Linked DNA regions of Homo sapiens: region 1 is linked to region 2. Evidence: chromatin loops called from intact Hi-C (ENCODE). Cell type or tissue: stomach. All regions are shown on one strand. Each heading gives the region's core, and the rest is flanking DNA. Links, peaks and the distances in the headings are about the cores only.

Region 1 (9,296 bases), core at 673-8,672, 180 kb after region 2:
TATGACTCAAGAATTCCTAAAGGTAATGTCAAAAATATGTTCTTTGTCTCAAAAGGATAGGCATTATTTAAAGAGGCACTGGAAGTTGTACCCTCTCCGGGCCCAGCTCCTCGGGGCAATTCTGTACCAGGCCCAACACCATGTGCTTCATATAACTTTTATTATTTAGTCCTCACAACCCCTTGAAAGCAACTGTAATTTCTCTCATTTTGCAGTAAGAAACTGAGGCTCAGAAAAGTTAGGCTCACGCACTGGGCAAGTGTGATTTGAGCCCCTACTGGGTGCTGGCATTGTTCTAGGCTCTAGGGTTATTTCTGTAAACAAAACAGATCAAAGTCTCTGCCCCCTGGAGACAACATTCTAGCGAGAAGACAGTACTAAATATTCAGTTGGTGCAAAAGTAATTGCGGTTTTTGCCATTACTTTGAATTACTTTGAATACACCCCTATCACCCTTCCCTGCTTCTCCAAACGCTATTTTTCACTCGATCTTAGCCAAAAGGCCGAGAAGCCATCAAATGCTATTTTTCTTCATAGTATTTACCAACCAGTGGGTCAGGTTGCCAAGCTGCCACTGGTTGGCAAATGCTATGAAGAAAAATCGTTTGGAGAAGAAGGGAAGGGTGATAGGAGTGTATATAGCAAGGCAGGTGGGAACAAGAGGAGGGGCTTCACTCGGGTGTCACCTGCATCAGGACTGTGCAGGGGTGACAGTGAGAGCCATGCGGCCACGTAGAGAAGGGTGTTTCTGCAAAAATGTGCTGTAAATGCAGGGCCTGAGGCTGCACAGAGAAGCAACCATGAGGCAGGTGCCCCCAGAATAAAATGAGCAAGGGGGAGGACAGTAGGAAGTGACGTCAGAGAGGGACAAGGCTAGAGGGAGCAGGGCCTGAGTGCAACGGAGGCCTCTGGAGGGTTCTGAGCAGAGGAGAGGCACAGGCTAACTTGGTTTTTGTCAGGATCCTGCAGGCTGCCATATCTGTGTAGAAGCAAACTGAAGGGTGTGGTTAAGAGGGTGAGAAGGCCAGATGTGGTGGCTCATGCCTGTAACCCCAGCACTTTGGGAGGCTGAGGCGGGCGGATCACCTGAGGTTGGGAGTTCGAGACCAGCCTGACCAACACGGATGAACCCTGTCTCTACTAAAAATACAGAAATTAGCTGGGCATGGTGGCACATGCTTGTAATCTCAGCTACTCGGGAGGCTGAGGCAGGAGAATCACTTGAACCAGGGAGGCAGAGGTTGCAGTGAGCTGAGGTTGTTTCATTGCACTCTAGCCTGGGCAACAAGAGTGAAACACCATCTCAAAAAAAAAAAAAAAAAAAAGAGGGTGAGAAATAAAAGTGGGGGCTTAGGCTAGAGCAACAGCAGTGGAAGTAGGAGATACAGGGAGGAAAAAAGCCCAAGTGTTTCTCCTGCTCACTACTCTCATGCAACACAACACTCTGACACCAGATTCTCCAGCGGATGCCAGCAGGTGTCCTCTAATTCAATTCATTTTTGACACCATCTACCTGGGGGTAGCATCAGATCCCACAGGGTGAGTGCTCAGCCCTTCAAGACTGCCCCAACTTCAGACACCAGTCACAATTAGTATACTGTCACCCACACTTCTGACCAGCGAGTTATAAATTGCGGCTTTCCATGACCCCTTCCTTAGGTTCAATTAATTTGCTATAACAGCTCACAGAATGCAGAGAAACACAGTTGCCATCAAGAAAAAAAAAAAAGAATGCAGAGAAACACTTTACTTACTGTCTTAGTCCATTTGCATTGCTATAAAGGAATACCTGAGACTGGGTAATTTATAAAGAAAATAGATTTACTTTGGCTCATAGTTCTGCAAGCTGTTCCAGAAGCATGGTGCCATCATCTGCTTCTGGCGAGGGCTTCAGGAAGCTTCCAATCTTGGCAGAAGGAGAAAGGAGGTGGGCATCATATGGTGAGTGGGGAGGAGGTGCCAGGCCTTTTTAACAATCAGATTTTGGGGGAACTAACAGAGCAAGAAGTCACTCATTACTACGAGGGCGAGGAAGGCACGAAGCCATTTGTGAGGGATCCACCCCCATGATGCAAACGCCTCCGACCAGGCCCCGCCTCCAACATTGGGGATCAAATTTTAACAAAATGTGAAGGGGACAAATATCCAAACTCTATCACTTATGCTTACTGGTTTCTTAATAAAAGATACAGATGAACAGCCAGATGGAAGAGATGCACAGGGCAAGGCATGTGGGAAGGGGCACAGAGCCTCCATGCCCTCTCTGGGTGCACCATCCTCCAGGCACTTGGACATGTTCAGACCTCTGGAAGCTCTCCCAACCCGAGTTCTTTGGGGCTTTTTCAGGCTTCATTACACAGGCATTATTGATTGCTTCATTAGCCATTGCTGATCAACTCAACCATCAGCCCCTCTCCCTTCTCCAGAGATGGGGGTGGGGCTGAAAGTCCCAACCGTCTAATCCTGCCTTGGTCATTCTAGTGACCAGCTCCCATCCTGAGGCTATGCAGGGGCTGCCAGCCATGGGGGGTGGGGAGGACAAATATGTATATTATTAGAAATCACAATATCACAGGAAGTGATGAGGAGTGGATATATTCTGGATATAGTTTGAAGATAAATGCACAGCGTTTGCCTACAGATTGGATGTGAGTATTAGAGAAAGAGGAAAGTCAAAGATGACTTCAGGAAGTCTTTGGTCTGGCAACTGGGAAGATGGTGTTCTGGTTACCTCTTGCTGTTTACAAACTACCCCAAAACTTAGTGGCTTAAAACAAGCATTTATTTTGCTCATGATTTTGTGGGCCAGGAACTAGGAAAAAGCTTGGCTGGGTAATTTGTCTCTGCTCCATGTGACATTAGCTGGGGAGGCTGGGGTGAAGATTCTACTTCCAAAATGGCGCCCCCCACACACACACATGCAGCACCTGGGCGCTTCCTAGAATCTTAGTCTCTCTTTCTCTTTCTCCCTCCCCAGCCCCATCCCCTTCTCTACTGTCTCATCCTCTAGGGCTCCTCTATGTGGCTTGGGCTTCTCACAGCACGGTGGTCCTTGGATAGTCCCACCTCTTACATAGGGATGGCTGGCTTCCAGGTGGAAGTAGAAGCTGCCAGGCTGGTTAAGGGCTGTGCCCCAAACTGGCACCACATCACTTCTACCCTACTGTATTATTCAAAGCAGTCACAGGGCCTGGCCTGTTTCAAGAGGATGGAAAAATTACCTCTACTTCTTGATGGGAAAGTGGCAAGGTCACACTGCAGAAGGACATGTGAGATGAGGGATATTACTGTGGCCACTTTAGGAAAATACAATCTGGCACTGATGAAGTTAGCATTTTGTAAGATGGGGAAGACAGCAAGGGGTGGAAGAAGGGGAGATCAGAGCTCAGTTTTAGGCAGGTTGAGTCTAAGAAGCCCAAAGGTTACCTAACAGTGATGGAGAATGAGGTCCCAAACCTGCCTTCAGCTACCTACCAGCCCACCCACCCATCCGCGGGGCCTTTTTAGGACAATCAAGACCTCTGCAGTTGCCCTTTCAGTGGCTGAACTGTTTCAGAGAACGTTTATAGCTTTCTGCTGGGGAGGACAGGAGAATGGAAATAAAAGGGGAGATGAAGACAGCTTCCTCCCAGACAATGGCAGGCCATTTGTAGTTATCATAAACCCAGCTGCTGGCTCCATCCAAGGCCCCAGCACCAAGGTGTTGTGAGAAAGGCTCTGAGTCAATGAGAGGCAGCTGGTTGAAGCATTTCCCAGTTTTTCATATGACTCATAAATTTGTTACATGGTGAGGAAATTCCCTGAAAGCTTTTTGGCAGTCTCATCCAGTCTGACCAGTAGCTAAGAAACACATAACCTTCCAGTTAAGAAAAGGAAAGAAAACACATAAGGCTTTGACTCGGGGCTTAAATGGAGGGTCACTTTAAAAGCTTTCCTTCCACTGAGTTCACAACAGCTTTCTGGGAGAGATCAGGGATTTATTTGGAAGGTTTGTAGTTGCAACAGCCTCCAAGCTGGAGATAGATCATAGGGGTGTCTGTGTGTGTCTATGTGTATAGGCACACGCCTCGAAGACCAAGCCCCTGCCTGGGGCAGACAAAAAGAGACAGGCTCCCCTGGCAGGTCTTTCTCTGAGTGCTGAGAAACGCATGGCCTTCTCCCCAGACACACAGATGGTCAGGCCCACACCTAGCAAAGTCAGGGCCGGGATGCAGCAGAGCTGGGAAGTCAGCCCCATCTCTCCTGTCACTGCCACCGAACACTGTCCACCTTTGGGGCTCATGTGACAGAACAGAGGAGTACAGAAGCCACCGGTCCCTTTCCTCACAGCACAACTTTAGACAAACTGCCCACGGATTAGTTAGAAGCCAGGATGACGGTTACCTTTGAGGACAGTGGGACTAGTATCTAGGAGGGACACAGGGGCGTTTCTGGGGCACTGGTGACATTCTCTTTCTTGTTCTGGGCAGTGGTCAACAGACATGTTCACTTTGTACTAATCCATTGACGTGTTCACCAAATCTAGTGATTCTTTTTTCTTTTTCTTTCTTGTTTTTTGTTTTTGTTTTTTGAGACAGAGTCTCTCACTGTTGCCCAGGCTGTAGCGCAGTGGCATGATCATAGCTCACGACAGCCTCGACCTCCCAGACTCAAGCGATCCTCTTGTCTCAGCCTCCCAAGTAGTTAGGACCACAGGCATGCACCACCAAGCCTGGCTAATTTTTTAAAACATATTTTATAGAGACCGGGTCTCACTGTTGCCCAGACTGGTCTTAAACTCCTGGGTTCAAGCGATCCTCCCACCTTCGCCTCCCAAAGTGCTGGGATTACAGGTGTGAACCACCATACATGGTTCTCTTGTTCTTTTTTAGGCAAATTGCATGCTATTTAATATCTTGGCAGCATATGACTCTGTCAACCAATCTCTTCTCTCAGCTTGCAGGACATGGCTTTCTCTAGATGATGTGTTTACATTTCTATATGTGTGTGATACTTCAGTGAGCCTCAATTTGCTCATCTGTGAAATAGGGATGGTAGTAAACACCTCATGCGGGTGTGATAAGAATCAGAGACACAGATGGAAAGTGTCTGGGGCAATACCCCGACGTGGTAGACACTAGCACCGGCTGCAGCAACACATGACACCGCGTGTTTACATGTTGACCCCCTGTGATGTGACAAGATTGTCACAGTAAGCCATGGCTTCTTCCCTGCCCTCTCATCTACTCTTAACCATTATCCCCAGGGTCCTGCTAGTTATTTGGCATTTGTATGCTTTTGATGGGTTGGAGTTTCAGAATTAAAATTACTAGATCAAAGGGTTAGAAAAAGTAAAAATTTGTATATACTGGTAGCTTAAGTTGCATTAAAAACAGGAACCCTGAAGACCCAGTGAGTGATGCCAACGTCTAATAAAAAGCAGTAAGAACATCCCAGTGGAAGAAACTTCTTGTGCAAAGCAAGGAGGTCCAGAAGCAAGGAAGAGATAGAAAGGCACACAAGCAACAGGAGAACCTCAGTGAGAACAGAAGTGGTGGGACACGAGGGCAGACAGGTAACCCTACAGTTCCTGGTACAGGGTTTGGATTTTACCCGGAAGGCAGAGAGGAAGGCTCTGAGTTTTAAAATAAGTGTCAAGGCTGGAACTGCATTTCAGAAAGAAAGCAGTGTGGAGGGTGGGGATTGAGAGGAGGGGGCAAAATCAGGAAATATTTAGATCATTTTTTTAATTGTGGCAAAATATACATACAAAGTTTAACATTCTAACCATGTTCATGAGTACTGTTCAGCAGTGTTGAGAATATTCACATTGTTGTACAACCAATCTTCAGAACTTTTTCATCTTGCTAAACTGAAACACTATACTCATCAAACTCCAGTTTCCCATTTCCCCCCTTAGATCACTTTGATGGGTCTCATTGACCTAGTGGATGTAGGGTTGAAGCAGAGAGAGAAAAGAGGGGTGACTACCAGGTTTAGGGGTCAGATAGCAGTGCCATTAGATAGCAGTGGTTATATAACTGGTTAGATAGCAGCGCCGTTAACCAATTTAGGGGATACAGGATGTTTCCATTATCTATCGCACATCACAAACCATTCCAAAACTTAATGACTTAAATAGCAAAGCTTTAGGGGTCAGCTGGATGTCTCCTCCGCTGGTCATGCCTGGACTCACTCATTTGGCTGCATTCAGCTGGAGGATCAGCTGGGCTGGAAGGTCCAAGCTGGCCCCACTCTTGAGCCTGGAAGTTGGCACTGGCTGTCACCGGAGACACCTCAGTTCTTCTCCATCTCTCATCCTCCAACAGACTAGACAGCCTTCTTTACATGGCAGCTGGCTTCAGAACTCTCACAATGCCTCTTCTATCACATTCCATGGGTCAAAGTAAGCCACAAGCGCAGCCCAGATTCAGGGGGAGAGGAAGTCAATTTCATATGTCATAGGAACAGCTGCAAAGATGGTGTGGCCCATATGTAATCTGCCACATAAGAGGAGGACCAGGTTTAGCAGGAAAAAAATGAGTTTATGGTCATAGAGATGGAAGCAGAAGTTAAAATTAACTCCAGGGAAGAGATTTCCCCAACCCAAAGGGAACCATAACATTTAAAGGAATTGAAAGGAGAGGTAGGAGAGATGGACCAAAAGCTACAGAGATGGGGTATCCAGGGGTGTAGAAAGAGGACTGGGAGAAAGCTACATCCCAGAAGCTGAGAGAAGAGAGTGGTCAACAGAATCACACGCAGCCAAGATATCAAGTAGCATGCAACTTGCCTACAAAAAGAAAAAAGGATTATTAAATATGGTGATTGTAAAGACCCTAATGATCATGGGAAGAGGATTTTGGTAGAAGGCTAAGAATAGACACCAAAGTGCTCCAAATGGTGAGTCCAAAGGCACTGAATTGATCCTTGTATATCCAGGACATCTCACATGGGCACATGGTAAAAGGATGATTCTTCCCCACTGACATCAGGCTTGACCACATGACCTGCTTTGGCCAATAGGATGTGAATGGAGGTGATGTGTGCTACATCTGAGCAGAGTTTTTAAAGCCACACATGGTTTGATGATTGTCCTCTGTTTCCATCTACCTGGAGAATGGCATGTCCTAGACGGGGGCTGCTACTTCAGCCTGGATCCCAGAATGAATAGGCAGTGTCATGACCAGTGTGCAGCTGACATGGAAGGCTACTGCCATAAACCACTGAGTCATGGGGGTTGTTTTTTAACAAGTATAGCCTAGCAGCAGCTCATTGATATGGACTCAATAAGCATTTGTTGAATTCTATCAACCAGAGACAAAGTCATGGGAGCCCAGAACAAGGAGGGCTTAATTGTGACTGAGGCAATGGTCAGAGAGAGATTCCAGAGAAGGGACTATTTGCACTACCCCCTTGAAGTGTGGCTAGGATTTAGAGAGAAGGGAATTGGGGTAATGGCATATTGATGTCCTAATAATCAAGACCATGCACTTTTGGGTTCTTTTTTGATGTTATAAATTCTGCATAAAAACTTTCGAGTTCCTTGCTTAATGGTATGCTTTGGTTCTCTTTTGAAATATGCTTCAAAAACCTTCAAAAATGGCAAATAGGGTTGGCATATTAATGGCTTGGCCCAGCTTATGCACAGGAGGTCCAAATAAAATTGGAGTTTCACAGCAGAGAAAATAAAGAGGGATCTGAAAAGAGCTCCAGATTCTTGCCTGAAGAATGCTTCTCTCTTTAAGAGACAGACATCTGACACCCAAGAGAAGCTCATCCATAGAAGCTCAGCTCCCTTTGAAACACAGGCAACTAAGACCTTGCAGGAATGGGGGCTGGTTGGCAGGGCTTGATACAGCTCCACTAACAGCCTCCCTCTCCCTTCTCAGGACCTGGCTGGCTCTGAATTGCAGCAGGAAAAGGCATACCGTGAACAGGTTGGAAGCTAAACCCTCTGGAATTCAGAGGATGTGTTCCAGGGCCTTTGGTGAGCACATTTGGTGGGGGAGACTGTGTGCATGTGGGTATTCACACACACACAAGCGCACACGTTCAATTTAGCAGAGGAAGTCAAGGCAAATAGTTTAATCACAACCATCCCTTGAGGCAATTTGAAATAATTTTCTCATTAGAGAATATAACGTGCAGGATGACTAATGTTCAATCAGACGGTAGTTCCAGCCCCTCGCTCACCGCCATTACGCAGCCTCTGCCCTGATGAATGGAGAGGGCTTTCTGTCCTTCCTCTTCAGGGCTGGGATGGTGGCAAGAGTCCGGTGATGGGGAGGGCAGGGGGAAGGGAAGGCAAGGTCTTTTTTTCAAACATGAACATGAGAAATGAAATAATGAGAACCCTTAGGCCTGAGGTGGATTCAATTGAAGCTGGAGACAGCACCCCCTTTTGGGGGATCAGGATGCTGGGGCAGGGCTGTGGTCTGCAGGCTCCACTCTTGACAGAGACCCAGCTGGGAGTCTCCGTTTCTTCCTGTGCTCCCCCTGCCCCTCGTCTTTCTCCCTACTCCACCTCTGCTCTCCCCCTGTCCATCTGTCTCCCTGTCTGTCTCTACTCCAGTCTTTCCTATTCTCTGCATCCCTCACCGTGTCTGCCCCTGGCCACATGGGCCTCTGTTTCTTCTTCCATCTGCCTGTCTCTCCTGGTGTGATGCGTGTGTGACTTTTGGACTCAGAAATGATTTGGGTTTTTCTAAGAAAGCCCTTAAAAATGACCCTGGGCCGGGTGCAGTGGCTCACGCCTGTAATCCCACCTCTTTGGGAGGCCAACGCAAGAGGATTGTTTGAGCCCAGAAGTTCAAGGCCAGCCTGGGCAACATTATAGTGAGACCTGTCTCTACAAAATAAAATAAAATAAAATAAAATAAAACAATTAGCTGGGCATGGTGGCACGTGTCTGTAGTCCCAGCTACTTGGGAGGCAGAGGCAGGAGGATCACTTGAATCCAGGAGGTTGAGGCTGCAGTGAGCTATGATCCTGCCACTGCACTCCAGCCTGGGCAACAGAGTGAGACCCCACCCCAAAAAAAGTAAAAATAAATGAGAAGCCCAGCTTCTCTCATTCCAGTTCAAACCATACCCCAGGATGTTCACATTGAAAGGGCTCTCAGAGATTTCTTGGGGGCCAGGACCCAGGACATCCATGTGGGGCAGCCAGACCCCAGCATCCTGGGTCCCCTAGGTGGAAAGTCCTGGGTGGGGTCCCGTGGCATCTGGTGCAGCCCTGGCTCTCGGGGGCCTTGGGCAAGTCAGCTTCCTGATGGGCCCAGTCCTCTGAACTCACTGGTCTCTTAGAACCCTCCT
Region 2 (9,296 bases), core at 802-8,801:
TTGTCCAGGCATCTGGACAGATGTGGGGTCCAGGCACCATGCAGACTCTCCTGCATATGTTAATTCCCTGAAAGGCAGGAAGAATTATGCCTAGTTTACAGCTGGGAAAACTGAGGCTCATTGAGATTAAGCAACTTGTTAAAGCTTCCTTAACCTGAGAGTGGCAGATCTGATATCCAAATAGGGTCTGTCAGTATCTAAATGCCATGCTTTCACTAGGACGCCCTGAGGCTCAGATTGTACCTAAGACCAAAGACCAGGTCACTGGGAGGCAGACAATGTGATGGCTCCCAGCCCACCCCTACCCCATCCCCCATCCTCTCCCACAGTAGGGCAGCATGCTGCTTTGGTGGAAATCATCCCTCTCCTAGCTCCATAAGCCAGTCCATGTAGTTTCATCCCCCTTGCCACAGTGATTTATTTGTTCCGGGATGGGAAGGAACTTAGGCTCAAGCCCATCAGTGCTTGACACTCTCCTGGCCATAATGTCTGTCTGAGGCTGGCTAAATCAGAGTGAAGCACAGGACTCGTGTTAAATATTTGGGGGTGGGGTGGGAGAGCTCTCTCTCTCTCACACTCCACAGTGTGGTATGCGGATGTGAGGCCCAGAACAATTGCAGCTGTTTTGCCACCATCTGAGAAATCAGGATGAAATGAAGCCAAATCATCAAAAAGGACAGAACTGGGCAGATCACAGAGAAATGGAGACATAGCCCTGATCAAACCATTCCTGCAAGTTGAACCACTCCTGGCCTTTCCATTGCATTTTCTAATATGTTATTCCCTTACTGTTCAAGTCGGTTTTTGAGCTAAGTTTTCTATTCATTGCAATAGAAATGATCATATCCAGAATCTACAGAAAATTGGCCTGGGTTGGTTTTCATCAGACCAGCCTCTACTAAAAGGAACTGGTTGCGGATGAGGTGAAGCAGCTGTGTGCAGGGCCGAAGGTGCAGGGATGCAAAGGGAGCAGGGTATGGTGGGGAAGTGTAAGGGAGGGGAGGGGTGGGGGGCTGAGGGAGAGGAGGGGGAGAGAAGAACTGAGGGGCTGGGGATTGAGAGTGTAAGAGACATTAGAGGAATTAGGGGTGTAAGGGGGCTAGGAGAATTTGGGAGGAGTGGAGGGTGGGGTAAAGAGATAAGTAAGGTGAGGGGTGAGAGAGCAAGGGGGTGAAGGAGGTGAGGATGCTGAAGGAGATGAGGGGGTAAGGGAGTGAAGGGGGTGAGGAAATTAAGGAGGGGAGGAGTTGGGAGGGGGCCTCCTAGGGGCCGTCCCAGGCCAGAGCTGCCAGGAGCACTCCTCTGGCTGCTGGGGACCCTGTTCCCACTGGGCAGGGGAGGCATCCTGCCTCGAGCCGTGGGGGGAACCAGAAGTCATGGAGGGAACCTGAAGTGGGAAGGCTGAACACATTGATGTAAATCGTTGCCCTCCATGTTTTCAGTTCCTTGTTGCTGAGAAATGGAGACTAGCCCTGATCAAACCATTTCTCTGCAACAAGAAAGGATTGAGCCCTGGGCTTTCAACCCTTGTTCCAAAGAACTAAGCATAGAAAGAATTCACCTGCTTCAAAGAGAGGGGATATTTTTGGAACTAAAACACTCCCCTTCCTCTTGCCTTAACCTTTTGCCCGGAGAGCACTGGGAAGCCTTGGTGAGGCTGCAGAGAAGGAAGGTGGACCCCACTGTGCACTGACTCCATCTGTGAAAATCTTGAATTACAAAGGAAAGCAGAGAAGACAGTATGATCACAAAAGGCTTCTTCCCATGATAAAAGGAGGTTCTGCAGTAGTCTTGTGAATAGTGAGCTGTCGAAGTGTCTTTAAAATCATATCTCAATTTACAGGAATCTGGCCTCATTTTACAGAATCCATCACCATTAGTAAGCAAGGCACACCCAAAGATAGGGTGCACCTAATGAGGACAAGGGCCCAAATTAGCCTTCTCTCTGGTCCTTGCCTCAGTTTCTCATTATCAAATCTGTCCTGAGGTTGTGCAGTCAGGGCCTCTCAAAACGCTCTGGCCCGCTGGACCTCCTGTCTTTAAAAAGACACACACACCTTTGTTCCTTCACCAGTGCATCCTTTTCTCAGACCTTTAGGTCATGGGAAAATGGTAGACAACTTGAAAATCTGCCCAAATCTGGCTCTGCAGCTTGAGTTATGTTTCTTAACCTCTCTGAGCTTCAGTGTACTCCTCTCTTAGTAGGTACTATGTCACAAGGCAGTTGTTGTATTAAACAAGAAAAATGCAAGTCAAAACACAAAACTTGATACTAGTAGATGTTGAATAAATTGTTTAAAGAAAAGAATACATCTGTGCAATGTACGGAAGGATGGATTGAACAAAGTGCTTAATTGCAGACAACAGAGTCTACTCTAGCTATTGACATGAAAATGAGTTTATTACAGAGTATGTGGGAGTTTGCAAAGTTTCTTGGGAGGCCCAGGAACCAAGCCAGGATGCTGCCCAACCAAAAACAATGCAGACTAGACAAATACCCAACCACACCACAGGACAATTTCAGCAGAAACTCTACACCCATGATGTTGGGAACCAGTCAGGATGGTTCCAGAAAAAACAAACATGTCCCCAGGGGATCCAATGTACCCACACTTGGCCACCACTCATGTTGCTCGCTGCCATCTTTCCTGCCACATGTGAGGCTGCCATTTGCTATACCTGCGCCATTAGCAGGTAACTCTGGCTGCAGAGAACCAACCCCTCATATTTGGGAAAGTCAGAGAGGCTGGTTTAGGCAGATGTTTAGTGAAGCAGCCTGCAGTGTTCACCATGTTGGGGCATCTCAGAACCCCTTGTTGTCCAGGTCTGGAAAGAGCCAACAATGTTGGGGGGTCCCATGCTGTCCCCACCACTGGTCTGTGCCCAGGAGCTACAGCATTCAATCTCTGTCATGCTCTTTAACCTGGCACCAACAGCTTCCCAGAATCCAGCCCAAACTACCACCTTGGCCTTGCCTTCCTCCTCTTGTTTACAGGACTCCTCTCTTTCAGGCAGCCCAGCCTACTCACTGGCTTCTGCCTCCTGAGATCCTGCAGGACATTGGGGGAAGGTGGACACTATGCATGCAGGCACACAAAGCCTTGATTTCAAGTTCCAGCCCTGTTATTTGTCTTCTAGCTATGGGACTGGGATGAATGATTTCCCTCTGGCCTTTAAATCCCTCACCTACCATTGCGTGATCATCACAACACCTCCCACTGCTGCGAGACTCCAAAGAAGGGCTAGGTGGAAAAAGCACTTGGTACATTGAAGAGCGCTCATATGGTCACTCAGAGCTTTCTCATCCTTCAAGGTTCAGCTCAAAACTGACTTCGCCGCCAACGCTGCCTGGATCCTGACTCTGTTGGGATTGTTCTCAGAGCCTGCTCAGTGTACTTGGAAATGTCCTTCAAAGCCTGCTAACTCTCATCATTTCAGGGTTGATCTGATATTTAGAAGCAACTGAAAATCATTTGAAGCCAATCCCAGTGAATTAGGTGAGTAATCAAACTGGGTAATGAAATTTTTTGGTCAATAACGAGGTGGGACGGAGTGGTTTATTTTTTTTTCCATGTGGCCCACACAAATGGACTCTGAAGGCAATTCCAAAAGAGATGCCACAAGGAACTTGAGCGATGGCAACTCCACTGGAATTGGATGGAGCCTTCCAGTGGAATGTCTTTGGAGTCCTACTCTGTTTGCTGAAAAAACACAGTCATTATTTTATAATCACATCTTACATAAACATCAGCTTTTCTCTACTGGCTTTGAAACTGGCATGTATAAACAATGTTCCCTCAATTTATTTTGAGTAAATGACCATAGTCAACAAGCAAGAATCTATAAAGATGGAATATATGTATTTGGAATTTTAGTGTTGTAATTAAATCAAACGTACAGCGAAGGTTATCTGATGCATAATTAATCATTTGCATAGTTGTTGCTATGTGGCTTGGTAATAAGGTATAAATGTTCTTTGCCTAATTTTGGCACAACAAACTCAGGCATTTTGGACGTTGGCTGGGATGGGGAGAGAGGGGGAAATGCGGGTACGGGGGATGGGGCAGGCTTAGCTCTCCAGCCCTCTCTGCCACTCCCTCCCCAGCAGGTCTCATCTGGGCACAGGAGACCGCTTGGCCTCAAGCTAAGATGTAGTTTCAAGACTGAGCCCGTGGGCCAGGACTCTGAGAGCAGTGGGCCGTGGATGCTGCCAGTTCTGTCTTCCGGAAGAAGAAAAATGAGTTAGAGGTTGGGAAGATGTTTCTGGGGCCCAGGAGGCAGTCAGCTCCTGCTTGGAAGGTTGATGAATCCAGAAGTGAATCTGGCTTGCCCCCTCTCTGGGTAGGTGACCTTGGGCTGCTTAGTAACCTCCCTGAACCTCAGCGGTTTCCTGATTCAATGGCAGGGTTCCTGGGGCATAATGAAAAACTCTAGGTGCATAGTAGGCACTCCATGAAAGAAGTCTTGGTCTCTTTCCCCAGGGACGCTGGAGGCAGGGTGAGGGTGGTGGCGGCACAGCAAGTCAAGGATGTCACTTAGCCATCTGTCGGCAGGGGTAGGAACTGCAAAGGGCTTTGGGAAGGCTGGCAGAGCTCTTCAGATGAGATGCTCCCTCTTCTCTCTTTCTCGTCCCTTTTATTATCACATATCACATTCCTAACGCCAGCATTCAGGAACAGCTGGTTTTATGGAGGCAGAGGAAAGAAGGACTCCCTCAAGAGATAATCATGGGGCATGGCTGGCTTGTGAAAGTCCCAGGGGCTCAGCGCTGTGTGGGGCCAGAGCAGGCTTAGCAGGGCAGGGCCAAGGAGGCTGAACAGTGGGCCCTGGAGGAGCGGAGTCCTTGAAGTGCAAGAGAAGGGAGGGGCCCACCTGCAGGGAGAAAAGAGGGAAGGCACCTCGGCAAAATGGGGCTCTGCTGTACCTTGTTCTTTAACCCTGTGATGGTTGACAAGCTATTTCTGTGCACTCTGAAGGGGTGCCCTTGGTTTGGGGAACTGACAAAAGGCAGACACTGGGGGATGAATCAAAGGTGTGTGGGGCAAAGGAAGGGCTTCAACTAGATGGGAACTGGCCTCCCAGATTCTGCACCATGCAGAGATCCAGGGGAACCTGGCCTGCAAATCCTGTAACTTGGCTGGGTTTTATTCAAGGTGGGCGGTCTAGTCCTGGTGGTAGGAGGAGGGAGGAGAAACACATTCAAGTTGTGTTGCTTATTAATGGGAAAGATCCTTTCTCTGGAGACACATAGAAAGAGGAAGAGGAAAACAGCCACAGGTCTGAACAGTCCAAAAAGCCGGAGCAAATGCGACTGTCAGATCCCAGCTCCCCCAACACCCCCTGTGGAGGCATTTCACAGGCCTAAAGACGACCATGACTCATCCATTAATTTGAAGAGAAAACAGAGGATGAAAACAACAGAATAGTCCAGACACAAGCATTCTTCTAATGCTTTCCATTCCCCAAACACACATTTTAAACCAGATTCCCTTGGCTTCCCAGAATGTCTTGATTTTATGCTTTCATGAGTCACTAGAGAGAATGCTGAACCCTATAGAGGGGGCAACTGTCAATGAAGTTATTGATGCTTAAGGATGGAGGTGCTGAGACAGCCTGGGGCTCCCAAGCTCTGCCAGCCTCGTCCTTCATACAGGTGAGGGGCCTGAGACCCCAGAGTTAGAAACTTGTGCTCACGCCTGCTTTCCTTCATCCTCTCCCTCTTCTCCTTCTCTTCCCTTCTTCTCCTCTTTCTCTCCTTCCTCCATTCCTTCCAATGCTTCCCTCACACCTTTTCTTGCCGTTCCCTCCTTCTCCTCCTCTGGGTTTCCCTTAAGAAGTGGGTCATCTCAGGTCACCAGGACACAGCCCCTGCCCTTGTCTTGTAAAGCTCTGGTTTACAAAAATCCCACCTGTGCCAGGAAGACCAGGCTCTGCCCAGTCTTCTTTGCAATGCAGAATAGACTTACCTGGTTTTATGAACAGCTTAACCAATTATTTTAAAAACAAATACCCATCGTGGAACACTATGTGAAGGAACATTTCTCTTTCCCAATTTAAAAGCCAGCATATTCTCCTACCGTCCGCAGCCCCTTCTGTGCCTCTCCTTCCCCAAATGCTTGCTTTGGCTTGGGGGAGAGGTTTTCGATATCTGACACCTCTTGAAAGTGTAGTTTGGCAAATGAGAATTGAAATCCACTCCAGACAGCCAGGCCTGCTCTGGGGGCTGCCTAAAAACACCTGGGTCCCTCCTCACACCCGACAAAAGCCAGGCCTCCTGTCTGAAAAAAAAGCAACACCCTGGTCTCTCCACCGTTCCCTGCCCTGCTCCATACTCAGCTGCCCCTGCTCTATGAACACTGAACTAAATTTAAAACCTTGGTACTAAAACAGGTGGTAGAAGCAGGCAGGAGTGGGCCTGGCTGGATTGGGGGCATCTTCCAAGAGTTAAGACAGAGGACTTTTAAGGCTGGACATCTGGGCTTCTTCCCTCCTCCAGCCTCCCCACCAGGCCCTGACTTGACCATCCTCAAAGCCTTGCAGATGTTCAAACTGATTTAAGATGTTCCTGGAAATGACAAGGGAAAGTGTCCAGGTGTCTTTAGCAGGTCTTACCTGAAAAGCCCCCTCTCCCCACAACCTCTGGGAAAGCTGCCTCAGTTGGTACACTTCCCTCTCCCTGGGAATCAAAACTACTTTCCAAGGCCTACATGTGGGCTGGTTTCAATAGCCCCATATAAAACAGCAAACACCCTGTCTAAAGAAAACAGTTTTTAAGGTGCAGCAGAACACATCATAATGCAGAAAACTGTAGCCCAGCAAGCACACGGTGGAATGGAGAAATGGGTAAACTGTTAAGCCAGCACAATGGTTCAGAGATCATAGTGCTGGGCCCGCTGTGGGACGGCCACTCACACAGACACACACAGACCCACACACAGAGCCGTCCCCGATCATGCTCCTGTTTGTACTCAAGCAAACATACCCCCATGGCAACGAAGGGATTTTGCATCACCCAATGCACACTTTGTTGTGCGCATTACGTAATTCATATTTGTAAAAGTTTCCTCTAGGGGTAAATTATTAGGGAGACAAAGGGAAAAAAAGAAAACAAATTCCAGCTTCTTCTAGATTGTGCTCTCAGAGAGGAGCTGTGCCGCCCAGAACAGTTTTCCACTCCCCAGCCATGTTCTTCCTTGGAGGGCGGTGCTGGCCCCAAAAAGAGTCCTGTGCTGTGGAGGGGACACCTGGGTTCTTTCTGCTTTGACTTCCTCATGGGCCAGAACATGAGGCTCCTCTCTGCACCTCAGTGTCTTTCTCTGCTGTGCAGCTCAAGTGTGGGGGCTGATGAGCACAGGAGTTCTTTGAGCATTGGTTGATGGCTTTGAATCCTAAAATGCACAAAGCTTCCATTGCTTTTGTCCCCACTTGCCCTTAGCCCAGCCCATGGCCTTTGTGAATTAGGCTTGCAGCAATTTCTTTTGGGCTGGGCTGTGAGCATTTCTCTAGGTGGTCTGCTCTTGCTGTCTGGGAAGGAAGGGGAGGAGGGTGGCCAGGCAGCCCCCGGAGACCGCAGTCTGTGTGAGGGCCACTCTGGGCCAACCCAGCGAAGCCCCTCAGTGTACCCTGGGTCACTGGGCAGGCACATACCCCAAATGGCAATAGTCTGGGAGCACAGTCTCTTCCTCCTTCTGTCAAACTGCTCATCTGGATCTAGCCTGTACCTGGGATTTCTTATTTATCTAAGTCAAGTATCTCCACATGCAGGTCTGAGGGGGAAAAAAACTGTGAGCTCAGTCGCTCTCTGGCTAAGCACTTAACTTTTCTTTGGCTCCAGACGCATGTTCCAAATACGAGGGTTTACATATAGACATATCTATTTGCAGATAATTTGTCTGAGCCCTTATTATCCTGTAATTGGGTTAAATGCTGCTGTGTAGGCAGCAGCATACCAAAGCCATTGCCGAATCCCTGCAAGGCCTCAGGCCTCCCCTCCCTCCCTCTTTCCTCCTGCAGGCCTATTGGAAGAAAAAGGTAGAAACATAAATTAAGGCAGGGAGAACATATTTCTTTCTTGGAATGAGCTATTTAAAGAACAAGCCAGATGTGCAAATAGACATTTTCCCCTTGCTCTTTACATTTAAAAAGACTGTGTATGTGTATGCATGTGTGTGTGTGTGGGGCGGGGGGTGGTGGTGAGAGAGAGAGAGAGAGAGAGAGAAAGCCTGAAACATACCATTCTCCTCTTCCTGTGGAGACCACCGCACTTTTCAATAAGAGCCATTGGTGGTGGGTCCGATGTCACCGTGTAAACACAGCGAGCCCCTTCCCATGGCAGCAGGGCCCGGCTCTGCCCTTTCTAAAAAGCTGCCCACACTGTCCTTCTCTCTCAAAGCCTTTCATCTTTCACCTCCCCGTTGGTCTCTAGGTCAGACACAGCCCTTCTAAAGGACCACCACCCCGCCCTGCCACCCCCTAGACCTTGAATGATGGGGCCTCTCTTGGAGCCCATGTTCCCAGTGGCTGGAACACATACTTTTACAGTCACCACTTGGCATCGGGACACCAGCTTCATGACTTACCAGGTTCTCTCCAGAGAAAGCACTCTTTGATATTTTAATTGTTTTATAGAAATCTTCCTAAAGCATATTATGCTTTCCTACCTTAAAAAAATTACATATCACATTGGGCATAATTTCATCAAAGACATAAAATGCAGGACAGCCCTGCCAGCCTGGAACTGGTTTGGTGTTGGGAGTCAGAGCTGGGTTGGGATCCAGAGAGCATCGCTCCCTATCTGTGACCTTAATAGCACCAGGAGTCTGTCTCCTCCCGGAGAGATGGCTTTGACCCTGTAGGGGATAGCATTCTGGGGGATGCCTTGCAATAATCCCATTGTCCCTTGCCCCTTCCTCTTTACCTCCACTGCCTTCAGGCCCTTCCCTTGCTTGCCTGGGTTACTGTCAACCACTAAGGGAGCCCTGCTTTTGCTCCCCCTCCTGTCCTGATCCTTTCAGCCAGATTAACCTTTTCCAAAATGTAAATCACATCATGTCCCTCCCCTACTTAAAACCTTCAAAACTCCCTTCAGCTCAGAGAACAAACTTCGAGTGCTTGGTTTGCTGCACAGAACATTCTCATGGACACTCTCCTGCCCCACCTGCCAGCCAGGCCATGCCCCTTGCAGGTCTGAACTGTAGAGTCCTGTTGTCACCCTTCTACCTGGCTAACTTCTGTTCCTCTTGGGCGCAACCCAGCTGTCGGCTTCTCCTGGAAGTTTTCTCAAGCTGCATTAGGTC

The links. Hi-C counts contacts between places; a loop is a spot of excess contacts. Peaks named below come from ENCODE experiments on the same cell type or tissue, not always from the same donor. Only the 100,000 strongest peaks of a DNase experiment are listed, where the experiment ranks them.
Region 1: it touches region 2 in a loop (2.2-fold over the local background); 41 of 110 quality-filtered maps call a loop at or near these places.

The regions. Positions count from the first base shown.
Region 1 is chr6:44,484,895-44,494,190 of GRCh38, reverse strand. No RefSeq gene overlaps it. Among named protein-coding and RNA genes, the nearest start is that of MIR4642, 54 kb to the right of the region's middle. In stomach, for the core only: no CTCF peak of the experiment used is centred there; a DNase peak (open chromatin) is centred at 3,800; H3K27ac peaks cover 609 bases; H3K27me3 peaks cover 890 bases.
Region 2 is chr6:44,663,557-44,672,852 of GRCh38, reverse strand. No RefSeq gene overlaps it. Among named protein-coding and RNA genes, the nearest start is that of MIR4642, 230 kb to the right of the region's middle. RefSeq lists enhancers at 3,712-4,219, 5,238-5,746. In stomach, for the core only: a CTCF peak has its summit at 4,562; a DNase peak (open chromatin) is centred at 7,932; H3K27ac peaks cover 412 bases.